2 separate regions of the Homo sapiens genome follow, and region 1 is linked to region 2. Evidence: read pairs that join two places in POLR2A ChIA-PET (ENCODE). Cell type or tissue: GM12878. All regions are shown on one strand. Links, peaks and the distances in the headings refer to the core of each region. The heading gives the core; the rest is flanking DNA. Region 1 has its middle 7.7 kb from the start of AXIN2. Region 2 overlaps CEP112 (centrosomal protein 112).

Region 1 (2,917 bases), core at 151-2,650, 87 kb before region 2:
TGGAAAGCAAAGTTTAGCTGAGCTTGAAATAAGTTGCCTTATTCACCTCTGGGCACAGTGGCTCATGCCTGTAATCCCAGTACTTTGGGAGGCCGAGGCGGGTGGATCACGAGGTCAGATAGAGCCCATCCTGGCTAATATGGTGAAACCCCGTCTCTACTAAAAAAAATACAAAAAGTTAGCCGGGCGTGGTGGCACGCGCCTGTAATCCCAGCTACTTGGAAGGGTGAGCAGGAGAATAGTTTGAACTCGGGAGGTGGAGGTTGCAGTGAGCCGAGATGGCGTCACTGCACTCCAGCCTGGGGGACAGAGCAAGACTCTGTCTCAAAAAAAAAAAAAAAGAAACCTGGGCCACATCTAGACTCCGCCTTCTCCCTCAAACGCCTCCATTCATTCACCCAGCCCTGTTGATTCTGCCTCTAAAAAAATCTCCCACCACCACCTCCTGCTCTGCAAATCCACAACTGCTATCAGGGCCCTTGCCAGGGACAGCCAAATGTTCTAATGATGCTTCACACCTACAGTTTATAGCCCTAACCCCTGACCCCCCTCACGCAGTGCTGCAATGGTAAACGCTGTGCAGTGCAGAGCCACCCATGTCATTCTCCTGCTTCAGATCCTCCCCGGCTGCACATAACCTTCAGGATAAGGCCCAGAACCCTATGTGTGGTGCACAGGTAGCCGGCCCAAGCCCAGGCCCTTTTCCAGCTCTATTTCTTTTTCTATCTTTTTTTGTTTGTTTGTTTGAGATGGAGGAGCCTCGCTCTTGTTGCCCAGGCTGGAATGCAGTGGCCCAATCTTGGCTCACTGGAACTTCCGCCTCCCAGGTTGAAGTGATTCTCCTGCCTCAGCCTCCAGAGTAGCTGCGACTACAGGCGCATGCCACCACGTCTGGCTAATTTTCATATTTTTAGTAGAGACGGGGATTCACCATGTTGGCTAGGCTGGTCTTGATCTCCTGACCTCAGGTGATCCACCCACCTCGGCCTCCCAAAGTACAGGAATTACAGGCGTGAGCCACCATGCCTGGCCCTCCAGCTGTATTTCTTGCTGACACCCCCTTGTCCCTACCATATGCATGGTGGATTGCCTCTCCTTTTCCTCCCTGGCCGACTGCCCTCCCTCTGCCACTTCTTCAGTCCTCTCCCACCTCATCCCCCGAGACCGGGCTAGAGCCCATCCTCCTACTTCTGTGGCATCTGGGGCTCACCTCTAGCAAACACTGTGGTTGATCTACTTCTCTGTCCCACCCACTCAACCATGAACTCTCTGAGGACAGGGACCGTGTTTTGTGATACTTGCATCCCTTGAACTAGATTGTGGGAAGGAGGGACCTGGGCGATATTTAATAGCTGGTGAAACCTGTGTACCGGCCAATCAGAACTGATACCAGCCTAGGGTCTGGAACAGGGTCTTGGAAACCCCCTGCCAGAGTCAAGCCAGTAGTCGCTGTGTCACGAGGAGCTGTGGTTGGCATCCTCTAAGTTGGGCCCTAATGATCCCTGCTTCCTAGTTCCACACCCTGCATACTTCCCTCCCCTTGAGCATGGATAGCATTTGACTCTCTCCTAATAAATAGAGTATGGCTGATGTGACAGCACATCCACTCCACATTAGGCTATCGAAAGGCTGCGATTCCTTCCTTAGGTGCTTTCCCTAGAATCTTGAGGCATCCCTGTTGAGGGACCCGTGTGACGAGGGACAAGCCCTGCCACCAACCAAGTGATCTCAGAAGCCGAACGCCACCTAGGCAAGCCTTGACATGATGCAGGTCCAGCTGCTGGCTTGCTGGTAGCCTCATGGAAACCTCAAGGAGGAGGCACCCGGCTAAGCCATGTCCAGATTCTGGACCCACAGATGAAGATGTATCCTCTGGGGAGGGGAGTGGTGAAAACTGACCTGCTGATGAGACTTCGCCCTGTCAGTTAACATTGCTAATGGTAAGAACCCAGTTGCAAGACATACAGGTTGTGAATCTTTTCTATACTTTATTTTTTTTATGTTTTCTTTTTCTGAGACAGAGTCTCGCTCTGTTGCCCAGGCTGGAGTGCAATGACGTGATCTCAGCTCAGTGCAACCTCTGTACCCAGGTTAAGGTGAATCTCCTGCCTCAGCCTCCCGAGTAGCTGGGACTACAGGTGTGCACCACCATGCCTGGCTGATTTTTGTAGTTCTAGTGGACACGGGGGTTACACCGTGTTGGCCAGGTTGGTCTCAAACTCCTGACCTTGAGTGATCGGCCAGCCTCAGCCTCCCAAAGTGCTGGGATTACAGGCGTGAGGCACCATACCCGGCCCTTTTCTGTACTTTATGAAATGACAGCACGTTGATGGTCAATGACGACAAGCATAAGCTATTGGCAATAATTATCACATATTTGGGCCAAGCCCAGTGGCTCGCGCCTATAATCCCAGCACTTTGAGAGGCCAAGGCAGGTGGATCACCTGAGGTCAGAAGTTCGAAACCAGCCTGGCCAACATGGCAAAACCCCATCTGTGCTAAAAATACAAAATAATTAGCTGGGAATGGTGGCAGGCGCCTGTAATCCCAGCTACTTGGCAGGCTGAGGCAGGAGAATCCCTTGAACCCGGGAAGCAGAGGTTGCAGTGAGCCGAGATGGTGCCACCGCACTCCAGCCTGGGTGAGAAAAGCCAGACTCCATCTAATGAATAAATAAATAAATATCACATATTTGAAGTTCTTCAAAGGTTACTGGAAATTTCTATTGAAATATATCAAAATTCTAATAGATTAAGAAAGAAATATCAAATTATTTTGAGATGTTACTGAGTTACAGGATAGAGACATTTGGTCACACTCAAAAGCAATATTTGCTTTGCCGCCACCTTTTTCTTCCCAAATGGAAAGAACTCACTGGTCTAGGAGGTAAATGTGAATAGTCCTTGCAAGCTATTGC
Region 2 (2,917 bases), core at 156-2,655:
GGAGATGGGAGATAATAATGTCATTGAATTAAAAGTGTATGTAGGCAGAAATCTAATATTGACAAGTGGCTGTCTCACTGGCGCTTGTTGCAACCTAAACACTTTTGAAGTCATCCCGGAGAATACGGTGATCTATGGTGCAGACTGCCTTTGTTGGGTGCAGGCTGAGCGACCGCAGCCTCAGACACTACAGCTGGATTTCTCGATGAAAATCTTGCCAAATTACCACCACCTAAAGAAGACTACGAAAGGAAGCTCAACTCCAGTAAAGAACTAAGAACAGTACATGACATGAAGATAACATTTTGTCTTTGACTGCTGTCTTTTGAATGGGCCACAGTGTTTATGTACTCTTAGCAGCTCACAGAATAATACATGTTGACTTTATTTTGTAAAATTGGGTTGAGAGGAAAGTAATGGATTTTCATTGTAACTGTCCTTTATAATTCATGTAAAATGTATTATTTTCCTTTATCCTTGCTTCTTTTCTGATAATTTACAGATTTAGCTTTTCTTTTGTTATATAAACTGCTAGCCACAAATTTTAGTTATGTAAAAGACTACCCATTACAAGAAAGGACATATTGTTATGTATTTATATTCTGGCATAAGCTAAACTGAATAAAAATACTGGTAACAGGAAAAAAAAAAGATTGAGGTTGTGATGTAAAATAAACACATGTGAATATTAAAATTTTGGACAGTATTTTGCATATAAGCAATACCCTTTACTTCCTGATGGAGATGGAAAAGCTAAAACCATATTACAGAGCTCCTATTAATAAATGTGGCCTTGGGAGGTACTCATTTAGAATTTCTCAAGACACATGTAGCGGAGATTTTATTCAGCAGCATTCATTCCAGCATTTACTCCAGCATTATTCACCAGTTTTCTGGTAACTGGAATCTACCCCTCTCCCATTCTCTGACCCACCCAAGGGTCAGGGGTAGAGTATGTGACGGGACCCTAAGGCAATCATCACGTCGCATTATCTGGAGCCATAACTATTGAGGGCCTGGTAACATGATCCAAGTCCAGGTAACCAGAGTCACTGACAGTCAAAGGATGCAGACTCTCTCATCCACTGGACTTTCCCCATTGATGTCATTCTGGAATTGTGACAACCATCTTGCTACCACAGAGTAAGAAGTGAACTGAGGGTTTTGGCAATCCAGGGGAAGAATTGAGAAGTGGAGAAAAATAAACTAAGCCCTTTATCAATCTGTACCTAGAGTTAGCCCTGTCTTTGGATTTTTCAGTTTGGGTTAGATTTTCTGTCACTTGCAACCCAAACGGTCTGAATTGAAACAACATAGAATATGCAAAATATTCACTTACATTTATGCGTGTTGCATCTGTTAGACCAGGGGTCAACAAACTTCAGCCTGCAGACCAAATTTGGGACACTGCTTGTTTTTGTAAATAAAGTTTTACTGGAACACAGCCATGCTCATTTGTTTACTTATTGTCTGTGATTGCTTTCTCATGACAATGGCAGTATTGAGTAGTCTTGACAGAGACCTTATAGCTCACAAAGCCCTGAAACATTTGTTATCTGGCCCTTTATAGAAAGTTGGCTGACCCCTGTGACTAGACCAAGCTCCACTAGGTAGGGACTGTGTTCATTTTGCTGACTGCTATGGCCTCAGCATTTAGCATGGTGCCTGGCATATGGTAGCAACTCAATACAATAAATATTTGCTGATGAATGAACGAATCACACAGAGCTTACAACCTTTGGTGTTAAGTCAGTCTTTGTCTCAAAATGACAAGGTCTTCGGAATGTCTACAGTAAACTCATCACACATGCTCTCCCTAAAGACAAAGAGAAGATTCTGTCATCTCAGTATTGCAGTTCTTAATCAGCACAGTGGCTATTAATAAGTAGGCTGGCTTCAAAGCTGAGAAAGTCGGAGGCAAACACCAGGGCCTACGGGGCTGCTGAGATCAAAGAGGATCTTAGAGATTCACCCCGAAGGAGGGGAGTTGGTTTCATCATGCTCTTTCCTCCTCTGTGCTTCTCCAGTTTACTCACTATCAGACTTTTTATATATGGTTGAGATAGTCAATGACTCATGCCTCTTTTCTTCTAAAACCAAATGCCAGCTCCTTTCTTGCTAGAATATATAATTTTGGTCTCATTTCTAATGTTTTTCTTGTTAATAATAACATTCCTAATATTTTTTCTTTCCTTAGGTTGATATATACTATGAATACTCCATTCTTTTAAAGAAGAGCTGGTACAGGTCCTAAAGCAGTTTGAGCAGTACAGCAATTCTACAGGCATGGGATGAGAAAGGCTGAATGTGGAAAGTCTGGACAGGTACATGTTGAAGAACGTGAATATTTGGAGGACCAAGTTTAAACAAGTTGGAAGGAAGCACCTTCTCTATGTTGCAAGGTACATCCCTGAAAGCGTTTGGGGAAAACCTGGGGGAGGGATAGGGTGTTTTTCACTTCTGTTTACAATGTCTGACTTTCCTCTCAGAAAGAGGGTGACTAGGCCTTTTTGGTTGGGGCTGGACTTCCTAAAAAAGGTAGTTTTCATCAACAAAGGACCAAAACCCCAACCAAAGGGTAGGTGAGACTCTTGAGGTTTATAACTGACTTTGTTAATAAAAGACCCAAGAAAACCTATAGAATAAGGCTGATACTCAGTGAGGCTGATGGGGGTTTTGGAGTCTCCCTGATATTTACAATTTATACATAGAAGTAAGGTTGGAGCACTGGACACATAGCAAATGCTTAGTAAATATTGTTTTAATGAGTAAAAGGCTGAACAAAGTTGTTGTTGAATAGGTAGGTGGCACCTTGAAATTATGGAAGGTAGTAAAGGTTATGTCAACAAATTTAGATTGAATGTAGTAAAAAATAGAAAAAGCAAAGAAAACCCCACATTATGAACACCTTATATGT

Evidence for each region. ChIA-PET counts read pairs that join two places held together with the same protein. Peaks named below come from ENCODE experiments on the same cell type or tissue, not always from the same donor. Only the 100,000 strongest peaks of a DNase experiment are listed, where the experiment ranks them.
Region 1: POLR2A ChIA-PET joins it to region 2 with 5 read pairs; 2 of 35 experiments call an interaction of 5 or more read pairs at or near these places.

What each region holds. Positions count from the first base shown.
Region 1 is chr17:65,567,936-65,570,852 of GRCh38, forward strand. No RefSeq gene overlaps it. Among named protein-coding and RNA genes, the nearest start is that of AXIN2, 7.7 kb to the left of the region's middle. RefSeq lists enhancers at 928-997, 1,118-1,167. In GM12878, for the core only: no CTCF peak of the experiment used is centred there; a DNase peak (open chromatin) is centred at 1,283.
Region 2 is chr17:65,655,122-65,658,038 of GRCh38, forward strand. The region is part of intron 24 of CEP112 (centrosomal protein 112); the gene reads right to left. It also overlaps the pseudogene LOC107984971. Among named protein-coding and RNA genes, the nearest start is that of AXIN2, 95 kb to the left of the region's middle. RefSeq lists an enhancer at 1,935-1,984. In GM12878, for the core only: no CTCF peak of the experiment used is centred there; DNase peaks (open chromatin) are centred at 1,610 and 1,890; H3K27ac peaks cover 650 bases.